Linked DNA regions of Homo sapiens: regions 2, 3 and 4 are each linked to region 1. A link is a contact called in ENCODE Hi-C or POLR2A ChIA-PET data. All regions are on one chromosome and are shown on one strand. Each heading gives the region's core, a stretch centred on a gene start or an enhancer-like site at or near the end of the contact. The rest is flanking DNA. Distances are from core to core; before and after follow the strand shown.

Evidence for each region. Hi-C counts contacts between places; a loop is a spot of excess contacts on that map. ChIA-PET counts read pairs that join two places held with the same protein, here RNA polymerase II (POLR2A). Pooled maps may share reads with other maps.
Region 2: a loop to region 1 is called in a map of B cell, with 19 times the contacts of the local background. The contact joins the promoter of JMY here to the promoter of HMGCR in region 1. A Hi-C loop is called at or near these places in 2 of 168 maps with a recorded cell type or tissue (B cell and naive thymus-derived CD4-positive, alpha-beta T cell) and 8 of 50 pooled maps.
Region 3: a loop to region 1 is called in a map of CD8-positive, alpha-beta T cell, with 12 times the contacts of the local background. The contact joins the promoter of HOMER1 here to the promoter of HMGCR in region 1. A Hi-C loop is called at or near these places in 2 of 168 maps with a recorded cell type or tissue (B cell and CD8-positive, alpha-beta T cell) and 6 of 50 pooled maps.
Region 4: a pooled map shows a loop between it and region 1 (5-fold over the local background). The contact joins the promoter of SERINC5 here to the promoter of HMGCR in region 1. A Hi-C loop is called at or near these places in 1 of 50 pooled maps. POLR2A ChIA-PET finds 5 or more read pairs at or near these places in 2 of 52 experiments (WTC11 and activated B cell).

What each region holds. Positions count from the first base shown.
Region 1 is chr5:75,335,608-75,338,781 of GRCh38, reverse strand. It overlaps HMGCR (3-hydroxy-3-methylglutaryl-CoA reductase), which reads right to left and starts at 1,562. Exons shown (of 20, transcript NM_000859.3): 1 at 1,482-1,562. RefSeq lists enhancers at 532-1,090, 1,091-1,651 and a silencer at 1,331-1,450.
Region 2 is chr5:79,234,828-79,238,187 of GRCh38, reverse strand. It overlaps JMY (junction mediating and regulatory protein, p53 cofactor), which reads right to left and starts at 2,057. Exons shown (of 11, transcript NM_152405.5): 1 at 506-2,057. The coding sequence starts at 1,537. LOC124901011 (a long non-coding RNA gene) reads left to right here and starts at 2,165. Exons shown (of 2, transcript XR_007058836.1): 1 at 2,165-2,377. RefSeq lists silencers at 528-822, 1,106-1,375, 1,546-1,985, 2,016-2,065, 2,106-2,155 and enhancers at 496-915, 967-1,603.
Region 3 is chr5:79,512,823-79,516,041 of GRCh38, reverse strand. HOMER1 (homer scaffold protein 1) reads left to right here and starts at 1,908. Exons shown (of 9, transcript NM_004272.5): 1 at 1,908-3,219. RefSeq lists enhancers at 1,186-1,375, 1,084-1,631 and a silencer at 1,626-2,335.
Region 4 is chr5:80,254,729-80,257,944 of GRCh38, reverse strand. SERINC5 (serine incorporator 5) reads left to right here and starts at 1,897. Exons shown (of 12, transcript NM_001174072.3): 1 at 1,897-2,049. The coding sequence starts at 2,023. RefSeq lists enhancers at 1-797, 798-1,731 and silencers at 1,585-2,024, 2,135-2,414.

The sequences.
Region 1 (3,174 bases), core at 313-2,812:
TCTCTGACAAAGATAAGTGTTAAATGGAATCATATGAAACTGCTATTTTTGTAGGTTAGTTGAATTTTAAATACTGGCAATTTCACATGGGTCAACCTAAGTAGACCATGTAATTCCATAATGTGGCTATCTATAGTCTAGAAACTAGACCATAAAGGAATACAAAGAGTGTGTGCATGCACGCATACTCACACTCTTATCTTGAAATGGTTATCCCACATACCCGACAATTTTCATGTTAATGCTGTAACCTATGTGCAATTTTGTTTAACCTTCATGTTACTAATTCCCATTTGTTTTGGCCACCAAGTTTATCATAAGTTCTGGAAGAACACTACAACAAAGCAGGCCTGCAAAATCCAGCCTATCCCCAAAGTACTGTCCAGGTCTTTGCTAGATTATCTCTAAATTGCAAAATGCCTTTCACTGCATGGAGAGGAAAATAAATTCATAAGTAAACAAAAAGTACATTCTCTACCTTGTGGGACGCCGAAATCATGCACATTTAGTATAGCCCAGAAACAAATGCTTCCTACGACTCTGCAGGACCATGTCTAAGAAGGAATATCCTCAAATCCTGAAATATTTCAAACGACTACTTAAGAATGGAGTACATCGACCTCCTCCTACTGCAGAAATTAACTGTTCTATATTTGTATCTCCAAGGTACATTTTTCCTAAAAGAATATCAGCACCAAGGAGACTACACCCCTTACCAAAAAAAAAAAAAAAAAAAGAGGGAGAAGAATCTTTTGAGTCATTGTGCGAATCCCCACGTTGGGCTCCGCATCCTCTCAAGCCGTTCTCCTGTAAATAACCAGACACATCTACACCAATCCACGGTTCTTTCATGGTTCTAAGTTAGTCAGCAGTATTTACAGAGATCTTTCCCGTCACCTAAAAGAAAGGTGCTAACGAACAGCAGTTCCTGGGCGTGAATGCCCGGATCCCGGGATGCAGGCGCTTCTCCCGTCTGCCCTGCGAGCTGCCGGCCCGACAGCCCCATAGACCCCTAGCATTTCTCGAATCCAGGGGCCTCCGAGGTCACCCTGCCTGACACCCTTTCCGCCCCGATTTTCGTGACCGTGCAGCCAGCACTGCCTACTCTGACTGAACAGGGACGATGAACGCAGCTACGCCCCGCGGGTCCACCGATGATGACCGCAGTCACGAAGAGGCCAGACCGCCGCCCGCCTCTCAAGCCCACCCCGGGACCCCGGGTTACTCCGGCACTGATGCCGGCCGCCGCTCGGCCTGCCGGGCCTCAAGGACATTCCTTGCAGTCCCCGCGGGTCCGAGCTGCCACACCGACAAAGCGCAACCGCAGCCCCCTCCAGGTCCGCAGGAGCTGCCGGTAGCCACTTCCCAGGGCCGAGGGAAGCTCCAGAATTGCCACCAACACAGCCCAAACCCCGCTCCCACCCATCTCCGCCCCGCTCCCCGCCGCCCCTGCCCCTCTTCTCGGTCACCGCCCGCCTCACCTCCAGATCTCACTAGAGGCCACCGAACCCCGGCGCCGACGCTCAGCCTGGCTCCAGTTAACGCAGTCGCGGAGCGGAAGGAGCCCTCACCTTACGCACGCTCGGAGCTGGACGAGCCTTCGACCAATAAGAGAGGATCGTTCGATTGTCTAGCCAATCGCCTGGGGGCTGCTCGGCCTGACGGCGCTACGTCACGAACGGTCGCCTTAACAACCGCCCACAGCTCTCTGCAGGGCCAAGAACAGGCACCGCACCATCTCTCACCACGGCTCGGCCAACCAATAGCCGTTCGAGTCCCAGCACTAGGGCCTGCCTATTGGTCCTAGAGCTGTGGGGGCGCACGCATGGCAGCTGCCTAGGCGGAGGCGATAGGGGACCAGGCGGGTGGAGTGTCCCACAGCCTCAGTGCCTGACCCGTGCTCGTCCTGGCTGTGATAGTACAGTAGGAGGCAGTGATAGGAAGCAGAATCGGAGCGTGAGGGAAAACGCAGGGTCAGGTCGATGACTGAAAGCTCAGTTACTAGCGCGGGAGAGATGGAGGGAAGCGGAGGCGGCCATGAGAAAAAGAGGAATATAAAAAAAGGGAAGGTGGCGGCGACGGGCACCTCAAACCTGTAACTGGCCGGTAGCCGAAACCAGCGCTTTCCCGAGATTTACCCATTAGTGTAAATGGCTCCGGTCACCTGCGTCTCTCTCTCTTGTGTGCGACATCCATTGCATACTGGATTCTCTCTGAAATGTGCCTCTCCTGCGTCTTCTGTGCGTTCCTTCTGCTCTCCGCCTGGTGCAGGGCTTTATTATGTCTTACTTAAAACAGTGCAATAGCCTCTCCTAACTGGTCTTCCCAGTCTTACACGCATGCACTTCCCAATCTGTCCTGCAGAACTCCCACATGCAGTATGTGGCATACTACTTCCTATTATGCCATAGACCCAAATCAGCGTTTCTCATTGTCTACTGGATTAAAGAAAGAACCTGTCACCACTAATATGGCCCCACCACACATTTCTGACGTATCTCTACTTTCCTGTGCGAACCTTACAGTTCAGCCAGGAGTAACTGGCCCTTCTTCAGTCACACTCAGTACCTTTTTACCTCCCTGCTTATGTTCTCTTTGTTTACCTTGGATATGCCTACCCATTTTAACTGCTGAGATCCTAAATATCCCTTAAGGACTTTTTCATATGCCACCTCCTTTCCTAATTCCCTCAAACACATCATCACTCCCGACCTTGAAAACCCATAAAATTTCCGTAGTATTTTTTTATTTGTCTTACTATCGTATGTGGAAATTTATTAAGGACAGGAATTGTATTTCACTCAATTTTTAAAGCCCATATTTTGAAACACATTACGAAGAAAACACTAAACACTCCTTAGTTTTAATAAATGATTATAGATTCTTATAATCCTTATATAATAGGTATTATTCCCATTTTACAAAAAAGTAAAAATTAAAGTTTGTCAAGCAACTTGCTGTAGATCACATAGATAATGAGCAAAACTGGAATTTGAACCCAGATCTAATGCTTAGGCTGGTTCTACTGTTCCCCACTGCTTCAGTGTAAGACCTTCATTCATATCTCTTTACCAAATGTTGCCTTTGAAATGCTCATTATGTGAAGTACACACTGTGGTTGGCATGGGAGATATAGTGACAAACATGACAGACATAGTGCCTGCCTTTATGAAC
Region 2 (3,360 bases), core at 808-3,307, 3.9 Mb before region 1:
TTTCACTTAGGTCACTCGTTTAAAAATGAATTTAAAATTTGCGTAGGTTGCCACACTGCACAAAGAAGAATCAAAACAGATCAACTTTGCTCCGTAAGACAAACTATTTTAAATAAAGGTGACAAGGACAAAGAAGAGTTGACATCTGGGCAGTTATTGCTGGAAGAGCTTTAGGGGTAGAAAAATGCTCAGGTAGCCCATGCTTACAGAACACTTTTCTTAGTGGCTTTAATTGCGCATTACCAGTACTGAGTAGTACACAGAGCGCACTTACTACTTTTGATAAATGGGGGAGGAAATAAAGACGAAGGTCCTTCAGAGAGTCAATTAAGCAGCCACCGAGAGGGATGAAGGGCAAGGTAGATCAGGAACCCCTCTTGGTTTCCGCTTGTCCAGAAAAACAACCGTCCTACTGCGCACACCCGACACCGAGGCTCCAGCCTTTGGTTTGGCCAGTAAACCAAAAGCGACCAGTAGAGCCCAGACTAGGAGCTCACTCACTCACCTCCTGGATGCGCTTCCTGGCCCGCTGAAGCACTTCTTCGTAGCCCTTCTGCCGCAGCTCGCTGAGGCTTTCGTAATACTCCTCGGGATCATCGGTCTCGGTGAAGAGCACCTGGGAGAGGATCTTCCAGCCGCAGGTGTCCAGGCCGTGGCCCAGGTAGACCTGGAGCTGGTAACACAGAGTGTCGATTTCCTGCTCGGTCATCTCGGGGGCGCCCCCAAACAGCACAGTCCACATGCCCGAAGGTTCCTCGGGGAACACCGGCAGGCACGGCTCCAACTGCGAGTTCACCGAGCACAGCTGCTGGTGCACGGCGCGCAGGTCCTGGAAAGAAAACAGTCCGGCCCAGCTGCACTCTTCGGCCGGAGACTCCAGCTCGGTGGCGGGCGGCGGCTGCTCCGCGTCCGAGAGCGCCAGAGGTGCCTCGTCCTCCTTCACCATTTCCAGCACCTCTATCTCCTCGGAGACCGTCCCAGAGGCGCTCACTATCCGTACAGAGGACACCTGGGCCTCTCTGGGCGCCGGCCGGGCTGCTGCAGCGGCTGCCCCCGCCGCATCGTCGGCTTCAGATGTTTTCTGACCCGGGATGGGTTTGGCCCGCACTGGGCTCCTAAGACGACTCTCCGCCCCTTTGCTGCCAGGACTCCGCAGCCGCGGGTCCCCCAGAAGGCTGCGAGTGCTCCGAGGAGAGCCGCCCTCCGCCCAGGCCGAGCTCCGCCGGGGCCCGGGGCTCCTAACCAGAGTTGCAGAGGCAGTGGCCTCGGGCCGACCCCTGCCCGCCGGGCTGCCGGGCCCGCGGCTCCCGTCGGACGCAGCTCCGCCGGCCTCGGCGCCCCCTCGCGCCCCCGCTTGCTCCCGGGAGCCGCTCCTCTGCCTCTGGGCCGTCCGGTTGTGGCAGGTTATGGCAAACTTGCCCTCAATCTCGTTCCAGGCCACAATAAAGACGAATTTGTGTTTCTCGCGCTCGTCGAACACATGGGGCCGCACAGCCACCCAGTCCGACTCGAGCGTCTCCTCCAGCGCGAACGACATGGTGGCTCCGGCTTCTCGCCGCGGGGAAGGGCCGCCGGCCCGGCCCGCCCGAGGACTCCCCGCTGGCTGCGCCGCGCCCCCCGCTCACCCTCGCCGGGCGCCTTCAGCCATCTTAGTGCGCCGGCCGGCTCTCCCGGCTCGTTCGCCTGTCCCTCCGCGCCCCGACCGCCGAGCTCCTTTGTGGCGCGGATCGAGAGAAGGACAATAAGCGTCCCGGGAGCAGGTAGTTCACATGGTCACCTGCGGCCGGATCTGTTTACAAGCTCCGCGCTGCCGCAGCGCCTCGCGGCCGCCCGCCGCCCCCCGCGCGAGGCCGTGGAGCTGCGTCTGCGGCGCTCCGGTGGTGAGGCGCGGGTCCCGCGGGGTCAGGCCGGCGCTGTATGCGTCCCGGTCGCTCGCCCAGGTCAAGATCCCCGCCCCCGCCCCTGGTGCTGCTGCAGAAAGCCCGGAGCCGGCCTGACTGATGAACCCGTCTCCTAAACTCTGCGCCTCAGCATCGCCACAATGTTGCCATTCGACTGCTGACGTCGGCGGCTCCACGAGGGACGTAAACATGGGCACGTGCCGCACGCTGGTGACGCGGCGGCGGCGGCGCGCGCACCCCGCCCGCGCGCGCCGGCGCCTCCTCTCGGCGTCCCCTGAGCCAGCCCGCGAGCGGCCGCGCTCCCGACTCTCCTTCCTTCCGCGCAGCCTCCAGTTCCCCGGGGCTGGAGCCGGCTGTCGGCTGGTTGCCGGCTCCGAGGGCGATGAGAGTGGCAGGTGTGCCCTGCTGCACAGGTGGCCTCCGAACCCGGGAAAAGAGGAACTAAGGCGGAGGAACTGAGACGTTTCGAATTCCAGGTATTGAGACCCTCGAATGTACATTTGCCTCCATTCTCCTGGAGGGAGCCCGGACGGAGAGTCGCTCCTGCGTTCAGAAGTAGCGTGTTGCCGCGGGGAACGGTGTGCTGAACTATGTGGGGCTCGCCCCCAGCCTGTTAGGTTCTCCCCTAATGCCCTTGAGACCAAAACAAAAAACAAAAACAATTCCAGAAGCTTTTCTGGAAAGACAGAGTTTAATATATGAAAGGAAGGTGTCTGAGGAAAGCCCAGTAACAGTCCAAAACAAAATGAAAAATGAAAATGCCATGTCCTAACAGCATGAATGTTTACATTTCAGTTCATTGGTGTTTTATTGCTTCAGGTTTCATCATTATGTACTGTTCTGTGAACCTCGTTTTGAGGTCACTGGGCTTTAGCCCTTTTGAAGTTGTATTCAATTATGGGAGTTCCCAGAATGCATATACAAAAACAGTCATATCAATCTCTGCTATTCTTACTAAACTATGATGAAACACATTCTTAAAATTAGTAGACTTTATAATAATTATTGGCATTCTTTTTCCGATTAGTATTCAAGTCACAGATGTTGTGCACCATAGTAAAGCACAATGGAAATTAGTTCTTTTACATTTATTCACATTTCTAAAGTATATACAAAACCGTTTGGATTAGCCTTGTATTGTTAGGTTCAGTAAAAACAGCTGTTTATTCAGATGACAGAACAGTACTGAACTAGCTAAGCTTCAAACTTAGTTCAGTATTGTCCATCTTAAACTCTAAGCTTCAACACTTGGTTCAGTATTGTCCTGATATTTGAATAAACAGCCAAAAAAAATTTTTTTTTTGAGACAGAGTCTCACTCTGTGGCCCAGGCTGGAGCACAGTGGCACGATGTCAGCTTACTGCAGCCTCTGCCTCCCGGGTTCAAGCGATTCTCCTGCCTCAGCCTCCCAAGTAGCTGGGATTACAGGCACACACCACCAAGCCCGACTAATTTTTGT
Region 3 (3,219 bases), core at 659-3,158, 4.2 Mb before region 1:
TTTTTGTTGTTGGTGGTGTTCTTTAATCTTGGACTCCTAACTTGAGCAAGAAAATGTAAATACAGAAAGCTGCAAAACCAATGTTCCTTAATTAGGAACCATGTGAGTAGTTTAACATTACAAACAGTTTCTAAAAGTCACACGTGGTATACATTCTAACGAGTTTTAGCTTCTTTTATTTAAACTGCGTTGATATTGATCTATAACTTTCCTAATAATCACTTCATAGGTTGGTAATCCTATGTTTTGGATTTTCCAGGTCACTTCAGATTCAAATATTTTTTCCTAACGTCAAATGGTGTGTCTAGATTTTGGTCTGGAAAACAGGGTCACTAAATTTGTAGACTAACTTGAAACAGTATTGGCCTTTGGCAATACGCAGCAATTCTATTTCTTGGCCATGCTTATCAAGTTAAGTAAAATAAAATCAAAGTTCACTATATGATTTACCTAATTAAAAAATTGTTTTAACCTAATTACTTTAAAATAATTTAAAAACTCTGTAGTAATTTACAATGTAAAAAGCACTCATAATATGGTGTTTATAGACACACATAGCTAGTAAACCTATAGACAGCTACTCACCCTTGCCATACAGAAAATGCAAAACACACTTAAGAGATATTGTAATTACATATTATGTGGTCAAAACTAAAGAAGACGAAAATATGCTTGTGTTAATGAAAAAGGATTTGGTGCTCTTTCTTATTTTTAATTTTTAAATTTTAATTTAAATTCCACAGACTGAAACCCATATACTTTTTCTCTTTCTTGTTTTACTGGCTGGAGCCAAGTGTCATGGAACTCATATTCTTGATGAAGAGAAACTGAGAGGACACACTGGCATTTGCTATACGTGAACTAAGATTGACTCATTTTCCTATGTCAAAACTGCTATTTTGCAAATAAAATTACTATCCTTTATAACATTATTTCGTTTGCTTATTGCTCTGCTCTTTATTCTTTCGTGTTTCAGGTAACCACTAACAAAAAGTTTAAAAGTCGACTATGTCCAGAATGGCACTCTATAATTGAAAATTTAGGTGATTTTTCCGAAGTCCTGTTGGAAGCACATCTACCAGCAGTGTGATCAGGCTCTCCCTCCCACATTTCCCTGCTAGTCAGGACAAGAGAAGCCCGGGGGTGCTGCTGCAATAGCGGTGGGAGTGGGAGATAGGCTATTACCCGCTTGACACTGCACTTTTGCTACGAATGATTCACTCAGGTTTGGCACATTTGTTGCAAGGAAATCTCCTCCTCCCGCCGCTTCCTTGTTCGAGCTCCTCTCGGGCTGTCTCCTGTGCTTTGGCCTTTAAGGAGAAGTGAGAGCAGGTGGGCACACAGGAGCTCGCCGAGTCCTCCTCCCCCTGCTCCTTCCCTAATTTAGCAGTACTTCCGGCCGCGTGACATCATCCCCCGCACCTCGGTGACGTGAGCTGCGGGTGACGTGTGTGCGGAGAGAAGCGCGCTGACGTTGCTATTTAAAGGTCCTCCTGCGGGGAGGATGGAGACACAGCGCGAGCACCTGGTGTGGGGCGCGGAGGAGGCTGTGGCGGTCGGGAGCGGGGCCAAGAGCCAGAGGAGGAGCAGAGCGCACGGCCAGCCAGCCGCCAGCCTCTAGGGGAGGGGGGAAAAGAAGGACGAACGGACTGAGGGCCTGCCGCCGGCCCAGCTCCCCACGAGGGCCGCTCGGCCCCCCACCATCAGCCTCTCCGCCGCCTTGCGGCTGCTGCTTTCTCCCGCGGCCCGCTGCTCGCAAGGCCCGTCGGGCTCCCGGGACCAGTCCGCGCCCCAGCCCCCGGCCGCGGCTCCGCGGCGGCCACCGCCTCCCGTCCCTTCCCGCGAGCAGAGGGAGGGACCGCCCTCGCTCCCCGTTCTCTCCGCCCCCTTCCCGCCCCCCGCAGCCCACTCTGCCGCCGCGCTAGCTTCACGCCGGCGGCGCTGACCGGGAAAGCAGCACCCTCTTCTCTGCCAGCCGGCCGGCCGGCGGAGGCGGAGGCAGCGGCAGGCTTCAGGCCGCCGGGGCTGGCGCTGCTCTGCCCGGCGGTAGCCGGAGGCGGGCGCTGATGGAAGTGTGAAGAGGCGGCGGCGGGGCCCGGGGAATGTGAGGCGGCGCGTGGCGGCGGCGCGGAGCGTGAGAGACGAGGAGTAGGGGTGGGGGCGCTGGAGCGGCGGCTGCGCTTCGGCTTCGAGCCCAGCTCTCCTGGCCCCAACGCGGGCTTAGCCTCCCGCCTTGGCTCGGGCAGGCGCCCGTCGACCCTTCGGCCCCTTTCGCCCGCCCTGGAGCTGGGGGCAGGGTGCCAGTGGAAGCGTGGGGCTTGGCTCTGTGATTCATTCATTCTCCGCCGACGGGAGCCTCAGACCCGCTGTGCTCTGAAGAGAGGAGGGAAGAGGGGGCAGCCGCGAATGAAGGGCCGGGCACCAGCCGGGCTCCATTGTGCTCGGCGGCGGGGGGCGGGAAGGGGCTGAGGGAGGTGGGATCGGGTCCCCTCCTCCAGCTCTCCGGCGTGCGCTGCGCCCCCAGCCTGCTGCCAGCCTGGAAATGGCTCCGTTTATTCTCTTCGGGAGAATGAATCGATCCTGCCTAGCCTTCTCTTCGTCCTCCCCACCTCTTCTCTGCTCCGAGTCTTAGGAGGAGAAACATTTAAAAAGACAGATTCCAATGTGGAGTGCCGTGCAGGTTGCGAGCTGCCGGGTTTGCACTTCGAGGAGATTTTCCTGTGTAGTTTTTTTCCTAATGTGAGCGCAGGGAAGCCGTGGCATTACTGCTTTTGGGATTTTTATTCACGTGCACGTCGCGTTTGGTTGCTCGCTCCACCCCCGGAGACCTGGTGTGGTGGAGAAATTTGAACCCGCAGCCTTAGCTCCGAAAAGGCCGAGTTACCTGGCTCTCCCTGAGTGTCGAGGAGGACATGAGTGAAATGACCAGCGAACTCATTTTTTATAGGACTCGGTGAAGCCGGATTCTGCATTTCCCTACTTGTAGACTCATTTTGTGGAATAGAGTTGATCGCTGTCTCCTCCGCAAAGCATTTTAACTCGAATAAGCAAATGCCGCCTCTGTTTGAACGTTTTGGTATTTACAAGAGAGAAATCATTTTACCTAAGAGAACTAATTGAATTGGCAGCATCCTTGAAATACCTCCGGACAAGGATCTGGGGGTGGGGGTGGAAAAGCAACTGCGAAATAGCAGACGGAGAAATTCCTTTGGAAGTTAT
Region 4 (3,216 bases), core at 648-3,147, 4.9 Mb before region 1:
ATGATTCAGGGTTCGGAGCGCTGGATTCTATTACCAGCTCTGCCCCCTAACCCAGTGGTCTCTTGTGAAAGGTCCTCGAGTTCCGAGTCGAGTCAATTTCCCTAAAAGGCAAAGAGGCATCGGAGTTCCAGCTGGCTTAAACATTTGTAGATTTCGCGCCTTCCCTTTTCGCCCCTCCTTCCTCTCCACCCGTCTCCCCACCCCGAGCTACTAGGGGGCCTGCCCATTTCCCCAGGCCAGGAGTAGGGCTGAAGTGAAGTGACCGCGGTCGTAGCCAACAGCGAAGCTCATTAGAAAGTCCTGGTGAGAGCCTCAGCTTCTGATGAGTCACAGATCGCCACGGAGCAGGTTGCTGCGCTTGACTGATTGGGTTTACCCTATTTTTGTTTTGAGTTAGAGCCAACTGTCCTCATTCCTTTTCGTGGCTCTGAGTAGGGCCTGCTCCATTATATCTCTTTCTCTAAACGCCTGCATCTGAGATGCTGGAAAATCCTGCGCAGCTCATAACCCAAGGCCTGGTTTCCATTCACCTTTCCTCTTCTACTCCTAAGCTGCCCAAGACACTCCTTTGCCAGAGCTCTGTCTGGAAACGAGTCCCTCTAAGGTCAAGCCTTGCGTCATGTGCCAGGGGATCAGACGAGTGGATTCCAGGCCCAGTTTTACTTCCTCAACTTTGCTGTGAGGCTTTGGGCAAGTTATTTAACCTCTCTGGGCTTCAGTTGCCTCACCGCTAAAATGGGTACGGTAATGCTTATTTGAAAGAGCAAAGGGATTGGCGCAAAAATCGCACTAACAGAAATATCTTCATTCCGGCAGGGCGCGGTGGCTCACGCCTGTAATCCCAGCACTTTGGGAGGCCGAGGCGGGCGGATCACCTGAGGTCAGGAGTTCGAGACCAGCCTGGCCAAGATGGTGAAACCCCGTCTCTACTAAAAATACAAAAAATTAGCCGGGCGTGGTGGCAGGCGCCTGTAATCCCAGCTACTCGGGAGGCAGAGGTTGCAGTGAGCCGAGATCGCGTCACTGCACTCCAGCCTGGGCGACAGAGTGAAGCTCCGTCTCAGAGAAAAAAAAGAAAAAAAAAAAAGAAATACCTTCATTCCTCTTGGGGAGGTGGCTGTGAGGACAGCAGATCTGAGTGGGAGAAAACCTAGAGACGGCCTCCCTGCCTTCTGTATGGAACAAGCAATTATTGGGCACCCTCTTTTTAGTGAGGAAGCAGGGACGGAAAATGAGTCCTTGGGCCAGCGCAGGAGGAGAGGCTGGAAAACATATCAATATTCAGGAAGGCACGGAAAGGGCTCTCAATGGATCTCTCACCAAGTGCCATCAGGGCAGAACAGTCAAGGGCCCAGGGATTCGAGGAAGCTTGGGAGGCGCGGAGAGCCCAAAAGTTGAAAGTTTTCTTGGCAGATGAGGGAAGGAAAGGGATTTCAGGAACAAGGATCTCGTGGGTGGGCTGTCCCAGTCGGCGCGCGGCAGAGCGCAGACCAGCACCCGGCGGTCTGGTCTGTGCAGGAAAGGCAGGAACCGCTTACTAAGGCTCCAACCTTTTAGAGGCAGCAACAAGCTCTTTCTCTGGATCCGAAGGCGGAGAGGCGCTGCGCTCTCATTTGGCGAGGGCCCGAGCGCGGCCAGACCGCGCACCAGACCCGGAGCGTGGGGCCCAAAGGCTGGCGGCCGACTCCGGAGCTCGGCGCCCCAACCGGGAAGTGATCGCAGCAGCCCACCCGCCTGACGCCAGCGGAAGTGCGAGCCCGGGTCGAGCCTGCTCCGCCGCCGGGCGCCCGGGAAGGGGCGGGCACGGGGCGGGGCTGGGGGCGGGCGAGGCGGGGCCGGCGGCGGGGCGGGGCTTGGCCGCAGTTGTTTTTACCCAGGCCTCGGCGCCTAGGCGCTTCGCCGAGGCTGATCTTCGTTCAAGTGTGAGCTGCGGCTGAGCCCAGCGCTCGAGGCGCGAGGCAGCCAGGAGGGCCCGTGCGGCGCGGGGAGCCAGCGAGCGCGCCTTCGGCATTGGCCGCCGCGATGTCAGCTCAGTGCTGTGCGGGCCAGGTGAGCGAGGCCGGGCGCAGCGCGGGGGTTGTCAGATCGGAGAACCGGGCCAGGAGTCCAGGCGTGGAGGACCTGCCTGGGTGCGCTCCCAGCTCCGCGGCCGAACGTAGGGCCCGGGTGGGTCGCTCGGGCTGGCCCCGCGGCGCTCAGCCGTCCGGGAAATCCTGTGCCCTGGGCGGGCGGGAAGGGGCAGGGGGAAGCCCGAGAGGCTACCCCGGGGTCTTCCCGTCCGGCCTCCGGGACTCCGCGTGGAGCGGGGCGTGCCGGGCTCGGGCGGAGGATCCCGACTGCTCCAGGGGCGTGTCGCCTCTTGCGCCGAGCACTGGTGAATAGCGCTGAGCTCCGTAGCCCTCTCCACTCTGCTTGTCGGATGAATCCAGGAAGAAAAGTGGGTTTAGGCACCGTCTCCTTTGCTATGCCCTGAATAAAACTCGGGTCAAACAACCCAGGCAGGTTGCGCTTGGCATCTCGTAGTCGAGCGTGGGCTCTGTACCTTTGAGAATGTCTCGAAGCCTGACTTCCAAACTACCGGGCGCAGGTCTGGGCGAAGGGAAAACTCAGCCCTGCTTCCTGAATTTCCCGACCCAACCCTGGCTCGGTACTAGCACGACTGCCTGGGTAGGGCTGGAACCTTCCTGCCTCTCTTTGCAAATAAACTTGTTCGAACCTGTTTTTTAACTCTCGCCTATTTAAACCTATGATGTCTTAAAACATTATGTCTCCTACCAGTTACTGCATCAGTGTAGAATTAGTACGTCTTAGCCCTGTAATGCTGGTTTCACTCCTTCCTGCAGAGTTAGAAAAAACGAAGTAGGTGAGTCTCTTGGATGTGGAGCTCTTTTCTCCCTTTACATGTGGATTATCAGCGTTTCGGTACAGAGTTTTAATGGAGTGTTTTCACGAACGAATCAGACTCTAGGGAGCATCCTGGTTCGGGGTGTTCTTGCTGACACTCAGCCTTTCCACAATCGAGGCCAGCTGTAAGTGATGGAGTGGTTAAACTGTGGGTTTCTGTAACCGGCGATTATACTGGCAGATAATCTGTCCTGTTTAGAGTGGCCACGTGGAGCTGTCTTGGTTTTTGAGGTCTAATACTGTGCTTGGCATACATTAAAGCTGGCCTTTTCAGAGTTGAGGAAATTGAGGCTTTTGACGACTGAGACGAAA